Regions from separate parts of the Homo sapiens genome. Here region 1 is linked to region 2. A link is an interaction called in ENCODE POLR2A ChIA-PET data of the cell type or tissue named here. Cell type or tissue: OCI-LY7. All regions are shown on one strand. Links, peaks and the distances in the headings refer to the core of each region. The heading gives the core; the rest is flanking DNA.

What was found. ChIA-PET counts read pairs that join two places held together with the same protein. Peaks named below come from ENCODE experiments on the same cell type or tissue, not always from the same donor. Only the 100,000 strongest peaks of a DNase experiment are listed, where the experiment ranks them.
Region 1: POLR2A ChIA-PET joins it to region 2 with 7 read pairs; 4 of 35 experiments call an interaction of 5 or more read pairs at or near these places.

Annotation. Positions count from the first base shown.
Region 1 is chr19:12,835,135-12,845,579 of GRCh38, reverse strand. It overlaps MAST1 (microtubule associated serine/threonine kinase 1), which reads right to left and starts at 7,065. Exons shown (of 26, transcript NM_014975.3): 1 at 6,925-7,065; 2 at 5,046-5,134; 3 at 4,514-4,589; 4 at 1,973-2,051. The coding sequence starts at 7,007. It also overlaps a transcript of RTBDN not described here. RefSeq lists an enhancer at 5,019-5,078 and silencers at 6,985-7,034, 7,085-7,264, 7,269-7,452. In OCI-LY7, for the core only: CTCF peaks have their summits at 6,977 and 7,176 (motif pointing right); DNase peaks (open chromatin) are centred at 4,919, 6,329, 7,129 and 9,139; H3K4me3 peaks cover 2,595 bases; H3K27ac peaks cover 1,448 bases.
Region 2 is chr19:12,619,891-12,630,335 of GRCh38, reverse strand. It overlaps ZNF791 (zinc finger protein 791), which reads right to left. Exons shown (of 4, transcript NM_153358.3): 2 at 6,510-6,636; 3 at 5,626-5,686; 4 at 1-2,615. The coding sequence ends at 1,076. Among named protein-coding and RNA genes, the nearest start is that of ZNF791, 14 kb to the right of the region's middle. In OCI-LY7, for the core only: no CTCF peak of the experiment used is centred there; no DNase peak of the experiment used is centred there.

The sequences.
Region 1 (10,445 bases), core at 4,581-9,580, 210 kb before region 2:
CAGGGTGTTTCTCTCTCCCCCAGGCTGGAGTGCAGTGGCTCGACCTCCACTCACTGCAACCCCCACCTCCTGGGCTCGAGCAATCTTTCCATCTCAGCCTCCTGAGTAGCTGGGACTTCAGGCACAAGCCATCACACCTGGCTAATTTTTTTTTTTTTTTTTTTTTTTGTAGAAACAGGGTTTCATCACGTTGCTCAGGTTGGTCTCAAACTCCTGGGCTCAAGCAATCCTCCCACCTCAACCTCCCGTAGTGTTGGGAATACAGGTGTGAGCCACCATGCCTGGTCATATAGCTTTCACCCAGGCTGGAGTGCAGTGGTGCAGTCTTGGCTCACTGCAACCTCCAGTTCTCAGGTTCAAGCAATTCTCCCTGCCTCAGCCTCCTGAGTAGCTGGGATTACAGGCATCCATGACCACGCCTGGCTCATTTTTGTATTTTTACTAGAGACAGGGTTTCACCATGTTGGCCAGGCTGGTCTCGAACTCCTGACCTCAAATGATCCACCCGCTTCAGCCTCCCAAAATGCTAGGATTATAGGCATGAGCCACCGCGCCCGGCCAGAATGATATTTTTAAACATCACATTGCTCACTCCTCTGGTTAAAATTCCCCACCCCATCCATCTCTTTTATTTTTTTAATTAGTGTGCATTATCTATAGCCTACATAATCACAATTTCAAATGGTTCAAACTGAAATTTTAGTACAATTTAATATAAAGAAATAAAACCATTCCATGGCTTCCCCACTGGATTTAGAATAAAATCTCCCTTGCTGCCCTGGCTGACAAGGTTCCAGCCTGATCAAGGTCACTGCCTGCATCATCTCTATTCCTCCCCCGCATCCCAAATTTTCAGCCCCACAAAGCTACTTTCAACTTTTCAAATGCTGCAAGTTCTGTGGCCTCTAGAGGTTTGCACATGCTCTTCCCCTTCCTGGAACACTCTTCTCCCTTCTCTTCCATCTGCCAAACTCCTGCTGGTCTGTTGTCTTGGTTTCAATGTCACCTCCTCCAGGAAGCCTTCCTTGACAACCCCCCAATCTGAGTCACATGCCTCTCCCCTATCACCTCACCTTGTGCTACTTGCATCAAAGTTCTGACCATTCTATTTTGTGAATGCCTTCTTACTGGCTTGTCTTCCCCCATGAGGGCTGCGTGAATATTTACACTCTGGCCCAGCTTGCAGAACCCGCCTACCACATGACAATCTCATGACAAATGTCTGCTGAACATCATGCCAATGGCTGGATAAGGGAACTATGGGCATGGATAGAAAAGGGAGCAGATGAAGGGACTTTGGGTGTTCCAAGGGGTGAGCAAGTGGGCTCTGGGTGAAAGCTGTGGCCTGGCCCAGCCCAGCTGCTGATATCAGAGTAAATGGCTTAACTCACAGAGCCTTATGTCACCAGCTGTAAATGAGTGAGTCAGAAATGAGTAGGAAGGACCCTCCCAGAAATGTGTTGAGGGCAGAGCATTGGGCTCTGAGTGGGGCGGACCCATAACTCTTTAATAGATGGACAAGTGAACACCTTTGAAGAATGGGGAAACCCAAACTGTCTTTTTTTGCTTTTTTCTTTTGAGACAGGGTCTCACTCTGTCATCCAGACTGGAATGCTGCAGTGCGATCTCAGCTCAACTGTAGCCTATACCTCCCAGACTCCAGCGATCCTCCCGTCTCAGCCTCCCAAATAGTGGGGACCACAGGTGTGCACCACCACGCCCAGATAATTTTTAATTTTTTGTAGGGACAAGGGTCTCCCTATGTTGCCCAGACTGGTCTTGAACTCCTAGGCTCAAGCAATCCTTCTGTCTTGGCCTCCCAAAGTACTGGGATTACAGGCTTGAGTCACTGAGCCTGGCCCTAAACTGTCATCAAGCCCAGCCTGGACTGCTGGCCTGGGTGTGGGTCTTCAGGCTGGAGGGCCCCTGAATTCCTTACCCACCGGCCCACCCACCTACTTTCCACACTCACCGAGACGGTGGAACTGGGCGTGTTGGTGCCATAGCCAGATGAAGGGAGCGAGGCCAGAGACCACCGGCGTCCGTCCGCCCTGGAACCCAGCCAAGGTGCTCAGAGGCCACAAGGCCCCAGCGGTCCCCCAACTCCTCAGGGTGTGGGTGAAGCCACTGGCCAGGGCCAGGGTGGGGGTTGGGGGAATATATCTGCACTCTAAGATTCCTCAAGGCCCTCAGAATCAAGGGGATAAAGAGGGACTCTTCCAGGCAGGCACCGGGAATTGGAGGGAGGATCCGTCTCCACTCTCCTCCCCACGGTCCCCTCTCTTATCATTCAGAGTGGACACCGAGAACTGGAAAAGCCCCCACCCAGTGAAGCCTTTCCAGAGAGATTCTAGAAATTTCCCCCAAGTGAACACTCTCCATGAGAAAGCTCTGAGGGAGACCCTTGGATCTTCTCAGAGAAAAAAGACCCGTCCCACCCCCCAACATGTTCTGACATAGAATATTGTGTCCTTATGCTCTCGTGCACACAGACACAGTCACTGTTGCAGCCAAATCCATTAATGTTGGTGTGACTATCAGGTCAGGCTCACATACTGGCAGTGCACACATTTACACTTCACACACACGAAGACACACACTCACACATGACTCCTCAACACAGACACCCACACGTATTGACTATCCCATCCATGGACCCAAATATCACACTCTCACACACTAATGCACAATCACGCGTGCAAGACCAGACATGCACTCACCTATAGACACATGTGCTTCCACTCAGTACTCACACTCGGACACACAGACTCACCCAAACATACTCCACACTTCCACATTCACACAGATGCACGTTCCAGACACCCACGCTCACTACCACACATTGAAACTTGCACACAGCGACACACTCATTCACACTCGCACGCAGATGCACACACACAGGGACACACATCGGCGCGTGCTCATGTGAGTGCACAACACACATTAGCATGTGCATGTGTAAGCGTGTGGCTGTGAGACAGTAAACTGGACGGGCGCGGTGGCTCATGCCTGTAATCCTAGCATTTTGGGAGGCCGAGGCGGGTGGATCACCTGAGGTCAGAAGTTCGAGACCAGCATGACCAACCTGGTGAAACCCCATCTCTACTAAAAATACAAAAATTAGCCGGGCGTGGTGGCAGGCGCCTGTAATCCCAGCTACTTGGGAAGCTGAGGCAGGAGAATCGCTTGAACCCAGAAGGCGGAAATTGCAGTGAGCCGAGATCCCGCCATTGCACTCCAGCCTGGGCAACAGAGCGAGACTCTGTCTCAAGAAAAGAAAAAAAAAAGAGAGAGAGAGAGAGAGACAGTAAACACTGTGACTCTGTGTTTACTATCTCACAGCCACACACTCACACACGCTTACACCCACACACAGATTGCACGCTCACCTGGAGACATACCTGACTTGCTCCTCTCACATATTCACAGACACTTACAATCCTACAGACACATGTTCACACGTTCACATTCGCAGACTCGTGCCATTGCATAGGCACGTAATCCCTCACACAGTGACAATCACACACACACACCAGCACACTTTGCACAGTTACAAGGACACACACACACCCCATTTATTGGACTCCTCCCTTCCTTCTTCCTCCCAGCAGTCCCCTCGCTCAGTCCTCCCCGCTTGCGGATAAACATGTGAGACCCTATCCCAGAGCCTTGTCCTGGCTCTCTATTGCCCTCAGCTAAATTCCATGGTCAATAGGCGGTTCCCCCACTTTCCCAAGGGAGCTGTCTGTCTTCACAGTCTCCTTTGACTCTCACAACACAGCCTTCATCAGCCTTTGCACTGATCCCCATTCTCTGGCCTGCCTGCCCTATTCGACTCAGAGGGTAGAGACAGGACGTCATTGACCCCATACGCCCAGCTCCTAAGAACATAGCAGGTGTTTAGACACCATTTTTAGAATGAATAGAGTTCAAAGAAAAAGAGACAGGCCCAAACTCCCAGAAACGTTTCTCCAGAAAACATCAGAGAAACCTCTCTGCCTCCCCCAGTTTCACCAAAGGCCCATAGAAAATTCATTTAAGGACACCCCAGAAACCCTAAGAGACCCTTGGAAAGAAACCTGAGATTCCTCCCCTTGAGAAACAGCCCTAGTCGTCCTCCCCCACCTCGGGGACCAAGAGTCCCTCGATAGGCATCGCGCAATCTGCGCTTGCGCACGTCATCTTGGCTGCCCCGTCCTGTTGCTATGGAAACACCTGGCCAGGAGAGCAAGGCTCGGAGAGACTAAGACCCCGCGCCCAGGGCGCACGCGCTTTCGACCTGCCGCAAAGGGAGCCCCACCGCCTTCCCCGTTCCAGATCGGCGATTGGACCCCGCCTTCTTATAGGCCCCGCCCCGAAGGCTAGGCGCTCCTTCCCGCTGAGACCTTGGGGCACTCGCTGGTCCCCTCAGGCCCCAGCTCGGGTGCAATTAGGAGGAGAACAGATGGCGGCCCAGACAGTGGTTGGGGAGGGTCTGCCCAGGGTTCTGGGGCCCTGGAGGGGAGGGACTCACCTTCGGGAGGAGGCAAACGAGAAGTGGGCGGGGGTGTTGGGGGAGAAGTTTCGGGGGCTGTCCAGGGGACTGCTGCCTATGAGAGAAAGAGGGGGCAAATCCTGTCAGGTCTCTCGTTCCCTAAAGCGGCGTGCAAACAGCAGCATGTCCTGTCTTTAGTCTAGTCCCGCCTATTATGGGGAGACCACGCCCCTTCGCCTGTGGCCCCGCCTCTCTAAATTTTTTCGTTGCCGAGTCAGCCTGGCCCCTTCCAAGACGATTCTGGCTTCATCTGGGATGGCCCCGCCCCTCAGGTACGACTCCTCCTTTCTGTCCGTCCCACCTGAGTCTCCGCCCACCTGAGTCTCCGCCCCCCAATGACCGTCCCTCTGCGACTGACCACACCCACACAAGCATGGCCCCGCCCCTTATCCAAACTGGTTCGCCTCCATTCAAACTGCGCCCCTTCTGTAGCATGACCACGCTTCCTCGCCTGAGGCCCCGCCTACTGTAGGCCAGTCTGCACCCACCAAGTCTCTACCACTGGCCTCACCTAGGTGACCTGGCAGCGGGGAGTGGGGTCTCGGTAGCGTGGGTGAAGTGCTGGTCAGGATGAGGCTTTTCCGATTACTGGTGCGGCAGCTGCGGGGAAGGTAAGGCAGGGGGGCCGGGCCGGGCCGCAGCCCAGTGAGTTCTTGAGCCCCACCAGCTGACCTCCTGTCTCAGATCCCCGCCTATCTCCCATCCATGTGTGTTTGGAGGCTCCCTGGGAGGGTTTCTCGAAGAAAGGTGGTGCAGGCCTCGGCAGGACTGTGTACGGCAGGGGATGTGCATATGACATGTGTGTGAGAAACTCTCAGTATGGATTATGTGTAGGGCAGTGTCTGTCATGGTGTGATAGTCACTGTGTCTAGGTGACACCATTGGTGATACTGAGCGTGTCTCAGTCTATGCGTGACATTCACTGTAGGTATCCACGTGTGGTATCCACTGTATGAATTCAACAATGTGTGACGCTGAATGCATTCTAGTGTGATACGTGTGACACAACGTGGGTTTATCTTGTGTGATACAATTTGAGCATTTGTGTGTCTATGTGACACAGTGTGAAATGCCACTTGTCCATAACAATGTGTGCTGTAACACAGGCAGGTTGTATTATTATTATTTTTTTTCTTTTAAATCAATGTCTCGCTCTGTCGCCCGGCTGGAGTGCAGTGTGCAGTGGCTCACTGCAGCCTCAAACTCCTGGGCTCAAGCAATCCTCCCGCCTCACCTCACCCTCCTGAGTAGCTGGGACTACAGGTGCCTGCCACCATGCCTGGCCAGGATGCATGATCCCCCCTACATGTATCTATGTCTTTGTGTGGCATTCTGAGTCTGTGTCCGATACTGTCCTTCCGTCTGGGTGTGACATTCACCATGCTTGTCCATGTGTATGTAGCATCTATTGTGTGAATTTAACATCTTGTGACACTGTGTCCAAACATGTCACCACATTTGACATTCTCTAGGTGAGTCTTGCAATGTGATAACATGTGATTTTGCGTGGTTCTGTCTCTGCAAGATCCCTACATCTGTTTATCCTGATGTCAGTGTGACATAGTATGTGAGATACCTAGATATGACATCGTGTGTTGTGACATTCTTGGATGCATGGATGGGATATTGAAACACATGTTTGCATCTTGGATGACATAACTGTGTGTGTGTGGATCGCCATGTAAGTGACATCTTACTAGGTGTACACGACGTGGTGCCCCTGTGTGTCTGTGCATGGTTCTGACCTGTGGCAGCTGCAAGGCTAGGTATGTGTGGCACCTCCCAGTGTATCTGGGCCACTAGGGCTGTTGTGTGTATGTGTGTGACATCATGTCCTGTGTGACGCTGTGTGTCACTATTTTCAGTGTAAGGCTGTGTTCGGGGGGGGGGGTTGTGTTATGATAAACCCCCCCTTTTTTCTACCCCTCAGCATCCAGCTCCCGAAGAGGGAGCCCCAAGCCCCTCCGTCCGTCCCCTCACCCACAGCCGCAGTGACTGAGCATATTAGCGCGTCCAGGAGCACGCGGCATGGGGGTGGGGGGAGGCCAGGCTGCGGCTATTGTTCTGAGGGTGCCAAGCCCCCCAGCCTCCCCTTCTTCCTCTACCCCCACCAGGCTGTTGGAGCCCGCAGCGCCAGCAGACAAAGGCGCCACAAACCCCCAGTGGCGCAGCCCCCTCCCCCCGCGGCCGTCCTCTCCAGCGTGCAAGCCCCCCAGACTCGGCCCACACCACCCCCCATTCAACCCCAACCCCGGCGGGAAGGCGCAGCTGGGGCACCTCTGGCGCAGCTGGACCGGGCGCAGCATCCCGGGCCCCGCCCTGCAGCAGTACCCGGAGCGGCGGCTTTTGCGGGGAGGGCCGGGACAATGTCTAGGGGATCGGGGGTCTACCTCTTGGTGCGGCGGAACATACTGCCGCCGGGGAAGGAGGGCATCGAGAAATTAGAAAGCGCGGTCCAGAGAGAGTCAGACATGACCCGGCGGCGGCGACATGGTGGCAGGTGCGGCAGCAGCGGCGGAGGCGGCGGCGGCGGCGGCGCGGGGAGCAAGCGCGCGGGGCGGAGGCTGCAGCCGCCGCAGCGGGCAGGGGAGGGCAGGGAAGGGGAGGGCCCTGCGGCTGCAGCCGGCCGGGAGGGGGCGCTGCTGCGTGCCGGCGAGCCAGGCCCCGCCCGCGCACTCGCCTGGCGCCCCCACCCCGGCGGGAGAAGGGGCGGCCAGCCCCCGCCACGTCTCTCCCCAGGCTCACCTGCTGCTTTTCCGGGGCAGGGGCAAATCCTTCTGGAAGGCAAAGGGGCAAAACGATGAAGGTCAGCGTGGACCTGCCGTTGCTGCCCACAAGCATTATCAACTCCCTGGAGGAGCAGAAGCAGGGTAAGACAGGCCCCTCTTCAGCACTGTCACTTTCACCCTTGGCCATGCACTGCGGGCCAAGTTTCTTGGGGGAGAGGATCCCTGGGTGATTCCTCTCCTGACCCTCAGAGACCAACAGAGGCCCACGTACACAGGCGGGGCGCCATATAAAGGCAAGTGAGTTGGCATATCAGCGTGTGTTTGTGCAAATGAAATAGGAATCATTATTTGAAAAATATGTCTTGAGCACCTACTGTATGCTGACCCAATCCTAGGCACTAGGGACACAGTAGTGAATAAATTACAAGTCCGGTGTGGTGGTGTGCACCTCTAGTCCCAGCTACTTGGGAGGTTGAGGCAGGAGAATCGCTTGAGTCCAAGGAAACACCAGCGTGGGCAACACAGCAAGACTCTCTGTCTCAAGGAGAAAAAAAAAAAAGTTTCTGGCCTTTTGGGACTAGTATTTATAGGGTAAAGGGGACATTAAACAAGATTAGTGTAGAAGTGAACGAAATCATTTTAGACAATAATTAGTCTTATGAATAAATTAAACAGGGTGATGTGATGGACAATGGCTAGGATGGAGACACATTGTCAGACAGGGCTGCTCTGTGGAGGTGACTTTTAAGCTGGTTGCTGAAAGATAAGAGCCAGCCATGGGAGGATCTGTGGAGAGAGCATTCCAGGTGGAGGGAACTGCAAGGGCAAAGGCCTGGAGGCGGGAATAAGCTTAGCGTACTCAATGAATGAATGAAAGGTTGAATGAATGAAAGGTTGAAAGAATGAATGACTCATCTACACCTCAGCAGATCTATCTGACTCCCAGCTAGAGTCATAGAGTTGGGGTAGGGGGTGGGGGGTAGGTAAGTAGAGTGACTCACAACTGAGATTTAAAATGGGAACCACGGAGGCTGAGGTGGGAGAATCTCTTGAGCTCAGGAGGTCGAGGTTATAGTGAACTATGATTGCACCACTGCTGGAGTAAGACACCCTCTCAATTAACAATAAATAAATAAATAATAAAAAGTTTAAAAAATAAAAAAATAAAAATGGAAATTCAGGTGATGGCCGCATAGTCATTTTTTATAATGACAATAATAATAATTAGTGAGTATTAACTTTATGTGTCTGCATTTGAAGAAGGTCACCTTCCATTTGTCAAGCTCTTAGGAAGTCACTGTAGGGATCAGGAGATATGGGGTCTTGGCTTTTTTCTGAGGAAAGGAATGGGGTACAAGGGGCAACACCTGCCAGCCAGTTTTCTATCCACAGGGTGAGGTGGAAGGAAGGAAACTGAGTGGGGCTGCAGGTGGAAAGATTTGGGGGAGAGTTTCAAAAGGCCTTTGGAGGGGACTCCAACAAAAGGAAAATGAGGGATGTCCTAGACATTTCTAGGATCTCTAAAAGCAAAAAGCCTAGGTTCAAATCTCAATTCTGCTTTTTATGACCTTGGCAAATGACCTTCCAATAGTCCCGTGTCTCCTTGAGGATCTTAGGAGTTGATGCAGATGCCTAGCCCCTTAGCATGGTGCCTAGCACATAGCAAGTGCTCAATAAATACTAAGTCTGGAGAACAGGCGTTATTAAGGAGGGACATGCTGCATGACAGAGGATGGGCCACAGCGTCCTCCCACCCCGTTGTACAACGGACAAACATATAGGCGGGGCCAAAGGGCAGCCCTGCCCTCCCGAGCCACGGGTGACCGATAATCCAAACCAGGTTTTCCCTCTGTCTTTGCATGACCGGAGTGAATGAGGACCAGTCGACCTGGCTGCGTGTCTGCAATGGCCCAAGCGAAATCAAGACCTGGATTTTCTGGCCACAGAGCCCAGGGTGTCCAGATCCGGGTAACCGGCCTTGGAGGGTAAGCCCCTGGAGGGCTTTTAAGCACCACCCGAAGAAGACCTGGAACCCAGCCCCACCCGCTAGCGCCCCCAAACATTCTAGGGACGAAGAAAGGGTCAAACTGGAGCGGCGGAAGTTCGGGTCTTTGGCGTCAGTGTAAACAGACGCCACCTCCAATCTCAGCTGCAGAGCCGCTCGGCCAAGTGGATTCCGCTTCTCCCGCACAGGATTAATAGTTGACACTGCAGACAGGGCATTCGAACTCAGGATGCTGTCTACATATAAGATCCCAGGGCGTGGTGGCTCACGCCTGTAATTCCAGCGCTTTGGGAGGCCGAGGCGGGTGGATCACCTGAGGTCAGAAGTTCAAGACCAGGCTGGCCAACATGGTGAAACCCACTCTCTACTAAAAATACAAAACTAGCCGGGCATGTTGGCATGAGCCTGTAATCCCAGCTACTAGCGAGGCTGAGGCAGAAGAATCTCTTAAACCCGGGAGGCGGAGGTTGCAGTGAGCCGAGATTGCGTCACTGCACTCCAGCCTGGGCAACAGAGCGAGACTCCGTTTCAAAAAAAAAAAAAAAAAAAAGAGCCTAGCTGCACACAGGGGACCCTCGGGCGCTCAGCAGTGATGCGACAGTTCCTAAGAGGATGCACCAACGTATGTGGGTGTATCCAGGCAGCGAAGTGGTTAATCCCGCCAGAAGGGAAGCGGTGGGGACAGGACTCCGACAGGGATCGCCGGACCCAGAGCAAGCCTGGGGTTGAGTGGGTGGGTGGGTGAGTGGAAGCATTCCGCGTTGGGGGCGGTGTCTCGAGCGGGAGTTTAAAGTCCCGCGTGGCGCTGAGCCAATGAGAGTTGACGCCGGCCTGGAGGGCGGGGACACACCGTGCAGGCCCCGCCTCTTTCCTCCCTTTTCTCAGAAACCCGACGGCGCGGACCCAACCTGGCTGCTGCAGTACTTGCTCTAACTTTGCCGCAGCTGCCTCCCTTCTCTCGGAACCCACTCTCCTAACCCACCCCCGAGAGGCGGAGAGAATGTGGGAGCACTTCAGAGAGGCCTAGGCTCCGGAGATCGGGCCATCTGGGCTCTGAAAGCAAATTAGTTTTCCAACTCATGTCTGGCTCCGGCGTTACCCAGACGCCTGGAAGGTCCTTCCTGCAGTCTGATCACCATTTTTCCTGCTGCACTGACCAATCAGCTCCCCTTGGCCT
Region 2 (10,445 bases), core at 2,841-7,840:
TACAGGCACACCAGAACGCCCAGCTAATTTTCGTATTTCTAATGGAGACAGGGTTTCATCATGTTGACCAGGCTGGTCTTGAACTCCTGACCTCAACTGATTCTCCCACCTCAGCCTCCCAAAGTGCTGGGATTACAGGTATGAGCCACTGTGCCCAGCCAATTTTTTTTTTTTTTTTTTGATACAGTCTCACTGTCACCCATGCTGGACTGCCATCACGTGATCTTGGTTCACTGTAGCCTTGAACTCCTGGGCTCAGGCAATCCTCCTGCCTCAGCCTCCCATGTAGATGGGACTACAGGGTGTGCTACCACACTTAGAAAATGTTTTTATTTTTTGTAGAGACAGGGTCTCACTAGGTTGACCAGAGTAGTCCTGGCATCAAGCAATCCTACTGCCTTAGTCTCCCAGTGTTGGGATCACAGGTGTGACCATGCCCAGCTGTGTTGTACTTTTTTTTTTTTTTTTTTTTTGAGACAGAGTCTCGCTCTGTTGGCCGGATCTCAGCTCACTGTCAGCTCGGCCTCCTGGGTTTATGCCATTCTCCTGCCTCAGCCTCCCAAGTAGCTGGGACTACAGGCGCCCACCACCACGCCCGGCTAATTGTTTGTATTTTTAGTAGAGATGGGGTTTTACCGTGTTAGCCAGGATGGTCTTGATCTCCTGGCCTCGTGATCCGCCCGCCTTGGCCTCCCAAAGTGCTGGGATTACAGGCGTGAGCCACCGTCCCCGGCCGCTGTCTTGTACTTTTATACAACTGAAAGTGCAGCACGTTTACACCAGCACCATAAACACTTAAATAATGTGCTGCACTATGGTGTTACTACTGCTACTAAATTGCGGTTGATAGAAATGTTTTAGGTGTTATATAATCTTATGGGGCTACCAACCTATATGGTCCATTGCTGACTGAAACATGATTATGTGGTACCTGACTATACATGAATCATCTTGTATCTCGCTTTCTATATTACTTACATTGACAGGATTTCTCTCTTCAGTGGGAATTTTCACAACTTTGAAAGCATCTGTTAGAATTGAAAACTTTCTCCTATTTCTCACATTTATAGAGTTTCTATCGATTGTGCATTCTCATATGTTTTTTTAAGGATGTGGACACACTGAAGGCTTTTCCACATTGCTTACATTCAAGAGGTTTCTCATAATTGTGAATTCTTGTATGTCTTTGAAAGGAACTGTGAAGACTAAAGGCCTTCCCACATTCTTTACATTTATAGGGTTTCTCTCCAGTATGCATTCTCATGTGTCCTTGAAAGCTTGTGGGATAAATAAAGGCCTTCCCGCATTCCTTACATTCATAAGGTTTCTCCCCAGTGTGAGTTCTTTTATGTATCCGAATGTAACTAGAACAACTAAAGGCTTTTCCACATTGTTTACATTCATAGGGTTTCTCTCCAGTGTGAGTTCTTTCATGTGTTCGTAACGCACTAGGAAAAATGAACACCTTCCCACAGTCCCTACATTTATAAGGTCCGTCTCCAGTGTGGGTGATCATGTGTCTTCGAAAGTTCTCAAGAGAAATGAAGGTTTTTGCACATTCCTTACACTCATAGGGTTTTTCTCCAGTGTGATTTCTCTTGTGGATTTTCAAATCTAGAGGATAATTGAAAGTTTTCCCACATTTTTTACATTCGTAGGGTTTCTCTCCAGTGTGAGTCCTTTCATGTATTCGAAAGTAACTGATTCTACTAAAGGCTTTCCCACATTCTTTACACTTATAGGGTTTCTCTCCAGTATGCACTCTCACGTGTACTCGAAAGGCTGGGCGTGCACTGAAAGATTTCCCACATTCTTTACATTTATAGGGCTTCTCTCCAGTATGAATTCTTTCATGAATTTGAATGGAGGTGGAACATCTGAAGGCTTTACCACATTGTTTACATTTATAGGGTTTCTCTCCAGTGTGAATTCTTTCATGTACTCGTAAAAAACTGGGAAAAATGAATGCCTTTCCACATTCTTTGCATTTATAAGGTCTATCTCCGTTGTGTGTTATCATGTGTGTTAGAACACTTGTGTGGGAAATGAAGGCTTTCCCACATTCCTTACATGCATAGGGTTTCTCTCCAGTGTGAGTTCTTTCGTGTACTCGAATAGAACTGGAACAACTGAAGGCTTTCCCACATTGTTTACATTCATAGGGCTTTTCTCCAGTGTGAATCCTTTCATGAACTCGAAGCGAACTGGAACAACTAAGAGCTTTTCCACATTGCTTACATTCATAGGGTTTTTCTCCAATGTGAGTCCGCTCATGTCTTTGAAAGGGCTGGTGATATATGAAGGTTTTTCCACATTGTTTACATTTATAGGGTTTTTCTCCAGTGTGACTCCTTTCATGTCTTTGAAAGGATTTGAGATAACTAAAGGCTTTCTCACACTCCTTACATTTATATGGCTTCTCAAATAGCTCGTATCCAGTGTGAGACCTCATGTGTCTAGTAAGGGATGAGAGACGCATGAAGGCTTTTCCACAGATAGTACACTCATATGGTTTTACTCCGGCAGTCTTCTTCGTCACACTGAGATTGGGACTGAAGTTTTCTGCACATTGACTACCTTCTTTACCTTCACAGAGTCTCTCTCCCGTATGGCTTCTGTAAAAAATTAGAAGCACGGTAATACTGGTTGTGTATTAATGATTTTATATGTATTATCGGGTAGTAGAACTAAAGTTCTTTTTTCTTTTTTGAGACGGAGTCTTGTTCTTGTTCCCCAGGCTGGAGTGCAATGGTGCGATCTCAGCTCACTGCAACCTCCACCTCCCAGCTTCAAGCAATTCTCCTACCTCGGCCTCCCAAGTAGCTGGGATTACAGGCATGCGCCACCACGCCCAGCTAATTTTGTATTTTTAGTAAAGCCGTGGTTTCACCATGCTGGTCAGGCTGGTCTTGAACTCCTGACCTCAAGTGATCTGCCCGCCTTGGCCTCCCAAAGTGCTGGGATTACAGGCGTGAGCCACCGCACCCGGCAGCAGAACTAAATTTTTATCATTTTCAGGGAAATAGTTTTCTGCCCCGTCTGACTTGTTTAAAAACGAATATACTCAATGTTCTGCAAGAGGGCTTGTGTCACTGATAGCTATTATCAAAACAGTAATATTGAGGTATGGGTTTTTTTTTTTTTGGTTTCATTTTGAGACAGAGTCTCACTCTGTCACCCGCACTGGAGTACAGTGATGCAATCATGGCTCACTGCAGCCTTGACCTCCCGGGCTCAATCAATCCTCCCACCTCAGCCTCCCATGTAGCTGGGACTACAGGCATGCACCACCACAACTGACTGAATTTTCTGTTTCTTGTAGAGACAGGGTCTCGTCTTGTTGCCCAGGCTGGTTTCGAACTCCTGAGCTCAAATGATCTGCTCACCTTGGCTTCCGGAAATTATATGTGAGGCTTTAAAGTACTGTTTCTGGGCGGGCACAGTGGCTCACGCCTGTAATCCCAGCACTTTGGGAGGCCGAGACGGGCAGATCATGAGGTCAGGAGATCAAGACCACCCTGGCTAACAGGGTGAAACCCCGTCTCTACTAAAAATACAAAAAAATTAGCCGGGCGTGGTGGTGGGCGCCTGTAGTCCCAGCTACTCGGGAGGCTGAGGCAGGAGAATGGCGTGAACCTGGGAGGCGGAGCTTGCAGTGAGCTGAGATGGCACCACTGCACTCCAGCCTGGGTGACAGAGCAAGACTTCGTCTCAAAAATAAAAATAAAAATAAAATAAAATACTGTTTCCACACCTTGGCATGGTGGCTCATGCCTGTAGTCCTAGCACTTTGGGAGGCCGAGGTGGGTGGATCAATTGGGGTCAGGAGTTTGAGACCAGCCTGGCCAACATGGTGAAACCCCATCTCTACTAAAAAATACAAAATTGGCTGGGCATGGTGGCTCACCCCTGTAATCCCAGCACTTTGGGAGGCCGAGGCGGGCAGATCACGAGGTCAGGAGATCGAGACCATCCAGGCCAACATAGTGAAACCCCATCTCTACTAAAAAATACAAAAATTGGCTGGGCATGGTGGCTCACGCCTGTAATCCCAGCACTTTGGGAGGCCGAGGTGGGCAGATCACGAGGTCAGGAGATCGTGACCATCCTGGCCAACATAGTGAAACCCTATCTCTACTAAAAACACAAAAATTAGCCGGGCATGGTGATGCATGCCTGTAATCCCAGCTACCTGGGAGGCGGAGGCAGAAGAATCCCTTGAACCAGGGAGTGGGAGGTTGCAGTGAGCCGAGATTGCGCCACAGCACTCTAGCCTGGTGACAGAGCGAGACTCCGTCTCAAAAAAAACAAAACAAAACAAAAATTAACCCAGTATAGTAGTGCGCGCTTATAATCCCAGCTACTTGGGAGGCTGAGGCAGAAGAATTGCTTGAACCCAGGGGTTAGAGGTTGCAGTGAGCCAAGATCATACCACTCCACTCCAGCCTGGGTGACAGAGCGAGACTCTGTTTCACAAAACAAACAAACAAACAAAACTGTTCCCAAGTACAATATTTTTCTTTCTTCTTCTTCTTCTTTTTTTTTTTTTTTGAGATGGAGTCTCACTCTGTCGCCCAGGCTGGAGTGTAGTGGTGCGATCTGGGCTCACTGCAACCTCTGCCTCCCAGGTTCAAGTGATTCTCCTGCCTCAGCCTCCTGAGTAGCTGGGATGACAGGTGTGTGCCACCACACCCGGCTAATTTTTGTATTTTTAGTAGAGACAGGTTTTCACTGTGTTGGCCAGACTGGTCTTGATCTCCTGACCTCTGGTGATCCGCCCACCTCACCTTCCCAAAGTGCTGGGATTATAAGCGTGAGGCACAGTGCCCGGCCCAAGTATAATATTTTTCAGCCAGTGGACATCTGTGTCACTTGAGAAAACATTTTTGGTAAACATTTTCTGATAATAAATAAATTTGGGGCCCAGTGGCTCGTGCCTGTAATCCCAGCACTTTGGAAGGCTGAGGCGGGCAGATCACCTGAGGTCAGGAGTTTGAGACCAGCCTTGCCAACATGGAGAAACCCTGTCTCTACTAAAAATACAAAAATTAGCCAGGTGTGGTGGCACGTCCCTGTAATCCCAGCTACTTGGGAGGCTGAGGCAGGAAAATCACTTGATCCCGGGAGGTGGAGGTTGCAGTGAGCAAAGACCATGCCACTGCACTCCAGCCTGAGTGACAGAGCAAAACCTCATCTCAAGAAAAAATAAATAAAACAAATAAATAAATAAATTTGGAGCTAAGCTTGCTTCTTGTTTTAAAAGTGTCACAACTTCTTTTTTTTTTTGAGACAGAGTCTCGCTCTGTTGCCCAGGCTGGAGTGCAGTGGCGCGATCTCGGCTCGCTGCAACCTCTGCCTCCTGGATTCAAGTAATTCTCTGCCTCAGCCTCCAGAGTAGCTGGGATTACAGGCGCCCACCACCACAACTGGCTAACTTTTTTTGTATTTTTAGTAGAGACGGGGTTTCATCATGTTGGCCAGGCTGGTCTTGAACTCCTGACCTCATGATCCACCCACCTCAGCCTCTCAAAGTGCTGAGATTACAGGTGTGAGCCACCGTGCCCGGCCATAACATTTTTAAGATTCTTTCAAGGAACACTGTTACTTCTTGTGAGTGCAACTCACCTTAGATTTCGTCCTTGGTTTTTGTGTTGATCTTCAACATTCGGGTCTTCCCATTTTTCCCCTAAAATGTAGATCAAGAATAATCATGATAAATTATTAAAAATTATACAAATATTATTAGATTATAGGTTCACAATGAGCTGTAACCATGCCTGGTTTATTTACAGAAGTGTTTCCTTTTCAGATTCCAAATCTCGGAACAGTGATTATGAGCAAGAAATGGCAGTTCTCTAACTGACGATATGAAAAAATGATGTCACTGGGGTGCGGTGGCTCATGCCTGTAATCCCCACACTTTGGGAGGCTGAGGCGGGTGGATCACCTGAGGTCAGGAGTTCGAGACCAGCCTGGCCAACATGATAAAACCCCGTCTCTACTAAAAATACAAAAATTAGCCGGGCATGGTGGTGGGCACCTGTAATCCCAGCTACTCGGGAGGCTGAGGCAGGAGAATTGCTTGAACCCAGGAGGCGGAGGTTACAGTGAGCCAAGATCCCGCCACTGCACTCCACCCTGGGGAACAGGACGAGACTCAAAAAAAAAAAAAAAAAAGAAGGCCAGGCACAGTGGCTCATGCCTGTAATCCCAGCACTTTGGGAGGCTGAAGCGGGCAGATTACCTGTGGTCAGGAGTTCAAGACCAGCCTGACCAACATGGTGAAATCCCGTCTCTACTAAAAAGAAAAAAATTAGCCAGGCATGGTGGCACGTGCCTGTAATCCCAGCTACTCGGGAGGCTGAGGTAGGAGAATTGCTTGAACCTGGGAGGCTGAGGTTGTGGTGAGCTGAGATTGTGCCATTGCTCTCCAGCCTGGACAATAGTGAAACTCTGTCCCCCCCCAAAAAAAAAAAAAAAGAAAAAAGAAAAAATGATGTCATCCTTACCTATAGATGCCAGGTTCTTGAATGTTTCCTGCATCACATCTCTGTAGAGTTTCTTCTGTGAAGGAGCCAGCAGAGCCCACTCCTCCTGGCTGAAGCTCACAGACACATCCTCAAAAGCCACTGAGTCCTGAAACATCCAATATAAGTAGAGAATAGGTGAGATTGACAAGGATGAGAGGTATCCTCAATTCATAAGAAATTCACACACGATTTTGTGGTCTCCAAACATTTAGTGCATGACTCAATTGTTAGAAATGTAACAGCACATTGAACACATAAACTTATAGCTACATCTTCACTGTGGTCACTGTAAGTCCTATTGCTCTCTAATGGTAGTATCTAGTTCAACTTAGAAAAATGAAAGAAATCCTACACAAATGAGACAAATTTTAGGATCAATTTTTTTTTCTTCCTTTTTGAGACATAGATGGTCTCGCTCTGCTACCTAGGCTGGAGTGCAGTGGTACAATCACAGTTCATTGGAGCCTAGTCCTCCCGGCTCAAGCAATCCTCCAACCTCAGCCTCCTGAGTAGCTGGGACTACAGGAACACACCACTACACCTAGGTAAGTATTTTGTGTATATTTTTTGTAGAGATGGGGTTTTGCCATGTTGCCCAGGCTGGTCTCAAACTCCTCAGCTCAAGCGATTCACTAGCCTTGGCCTCTCAAATTGCTGAGATTACAGGCAAGATCTTCAATTCTTTATGAGATAAATTCTTATTTCTTGTTTGTTTGTTTGTTGTTTTCTAAGAGACAGGGTCTTGCTCTGTCACCTAGGCTCAAGTGCAGCAATCCTAACTCACTGTAGCCTCAAATCCCTGGGCCCCCAAGACATCCTCCTGCCTCAGCTTCACGAGTAGTTAGGACTACAGATGTGCAACACCACTCCCAGATAAATGGGTTTTTTTTCTTTCTTTTTTTTTTTTTTTTTGAGACGGAGTCTCACTCTGTAACCCAGGCAGGAGTGCAGTGGTGCGATCTCGGCTCACTGCAACCTCCGCCCCTCCAGGTTTAAGCAATTCTCTGCCTCAGCCTCCGAAGTAGCTGGGATTATAGGCGCGTGCCACCACGCCCAGCTAATTTTTTGTATTTTTAGTAGAGATGGGGTTTCACCATCTTGGCTAGGCTGGTCTTGAACTCCCGACCTCGTGATCCACCCTCCTCGGCCACCCAAAGTGCTGGGATTACAGGCGTGAGCCACTGCCTCCGGCTGGGGTTTTGTTATATTGTCCAGGTTGACCTTTAACTCTCGGCCCCAAGTGATCCTCCTGCCCCGGCCTCCCAAAGTGTTGTGATAACAGGTATGAATAACCATACCCAGCCCACAGCCTAATTTCTTATTACCCAAATCATTCAGCATTCCTTAAGATATGGGATTAAATGAGGTGGAGGTTTTTTTTTTTTTTTTTTTTTGTTTGAGACAGTCTTTTTTTTATTATTTTTTTTATTTATTATTTTTTTTAATTTATTTTTTTATTGATAATTCTTGGGTGTTTCTCACAGAGGGGGATTTGACAGGGTCATGGGACAATAGTGGAGGGAAGGTCAGCAGATAAACAAGTGAACAAAGGTCTCTGGTTTTCCTAGGCAGAGGACCCTGCGGCCTTCCGCAGTGTTTGTGTCCCTGATTACTTGAGATTAGGGAGTGGTGATGACTCTTAACGAGCATGCTGCCTTCAAGCATCTGTTTAACAAAGCACATCTTGCACCGCCCTTAATCCATTTAACTCTGAGTGGACACAGCACATGTTTCAGAGAGCACAGGGTTGGGGGTAAGGTCACAGATCAACAGGATCCCAAGGCAGAGGAATTTTTCTTAGTGCAGAACAAAATGAAAAGTCTCCCATGTCTACTTTCTACACAGACACGGCAACCATCCGATTTCTCAATCTTTTCCCCACTTTTCCCGCCTTTCTATTCCACAAAGCCGCCATTGTCATCCTGGCCCGTTCTCAATGAGCTGTTAGGCACACCTCCCAGACGGGGTGGTGGCCGGGCAGAGGCGCCCCTCACCTCCCGGACGGGGCGGCTGGCCGGGCGGGGGGGCTGACCCCCCCCACCTCCCTCCCGGACGGGGCGGCTGGCCGGGCAGGGGGGCTGACCCCCCACCGAGGTGGAGGTTTTAATAAGTAAATACACATTGAGAATCTTCTATCCCCTTTTGTTATACATGAGAGGCCAGGAGGCTTGTGGAAATCCAACTTTTAAGAAGGTCTAGCTGCCTATATCGTCCTGAAGTATTTGAGGCCATCAGAAGCACTCAGATTCTGCTGACTGAATGGAAATACTCTTTTAGAGACGTATTAATTTCAACTTGTTTCCGATATATATATATCCCTATGTGTTGGCATTACAGGCATGAGCGACCACGCCCGGCTGTGTGTGTAATATCTATCATAGACCCAGTTTTTCCTTTTACTTTCTGTCCCATTTCGTGAGACTAGGAAGTTACTGGGAAGACAGCTCAGGCACAAGGAAGGGGCCCTCACAACTTAGACTTTCACAAAATCGTTATACCCATGAGCCTCAGAACTGCTTCCAACCAATTTTTAGCACAAATACATATACACATTGAGATAAAATGTCAGAAGAGCACTTTCTGGAAGATCCATAATCATGTCATCTGGGCTTTGCTGACCTTGAAGAATAGATTGACAGTATCAATTTTCAGGGGACTTCACTGATGTCCACAATGGTCTGATGGTGAATTTGCCCATGATTATAAAATTAACAGGTAATTTCATACCTCCAAAAGAACATAAAATCTGGGTCAGGATGGCTCATGCCTGTAATCCCAGCACTGTGGGAGGCCGAGGCAGGTGGATCACCTCAGGTCAGGAGTTCGAGACCACCCTGGCCAACATGGAGAAACCCTGCCTCTACTAAAAATACAAAAATTAGTTGGGCATGGTGGTGCATGCATGTAATCTCAGCTACTCGGGAGGCAGAGGCAGGAGAATCGCTTGAACCCGGGAGGCAGAGGTTGCAGTGAGCCAAGATCGCACCACTGCAGTCCAGCCTGGGCAACAGAGCGAGACTCTATCTCAAAAAAAAAAAAAAAAAAAAAAAAGAACATAAATCCCCTTTCTCCAGTTTCAGGAGGAAGTGATCCCAGACAGACACTCTAGGGGCTGTTGTCCCAGGTTCTCTCATTTCCATGCACTCATGTGCACCATACGTTAAAAGATCCACACAGTTAGAAGGGGTTTTCTTAAGTAATTAGGACTATGGTCTGAGCAGGAAGAAATTTGGCTCCAGGGAGCTCTCCCTCGTGACAAGTCCATCTGCATGCCTGGGTGCTCTCTGTAAGGTTTATTTACATTTACATTTAATAGAAAATAAACATTTTGGCCAGGCGTGATGGCTCATGCCTATAATCCCAGCACTTTGGGAGGCTGAGGTGGGCAGATCGTTTGAGCCCAGGAGTTCGAGACCAGCCTGGGCAACATGGTGAAACCCTGTCTCTATAAAATATACAAAACTTGGCCAGGCGTGGTGGTGCACGCCTGTGGTCTCAGCTACTTGGGAGGCTGAGGTGGGAGGATTGCTTGAGCCTGCAAAGTCAAGGCTGCAGTGAGCCATAACTATACCACTGCACTCCAGCCAAAAATAAATAAAGACAGGCCAGGTGCGGTGGCTCACACCTGTAATCCCAGCACTTTGGGAGGCCAAGGCAGGTGGATCACGAGGTCAGAAGATCGAGACCATCCTGGCTCTACTAAAAATACAAAAAATTAGCTGGGTGCCGTGGCGGGCGCCTGTAGTCCCAGCTACTCGGGAGGCTGAGGCAGGAGAATGGCGGGAACCCGGGAGGCGGAGCTTGCAGTGAGCCGAGATCGCGCCACTGCACTCCAACCTGGGCGACAGAGCGAGACTCCGTCTCAAAAAAATAAATAAATAAAATAAAAATAAATAAATAAATAAAGATTTCATA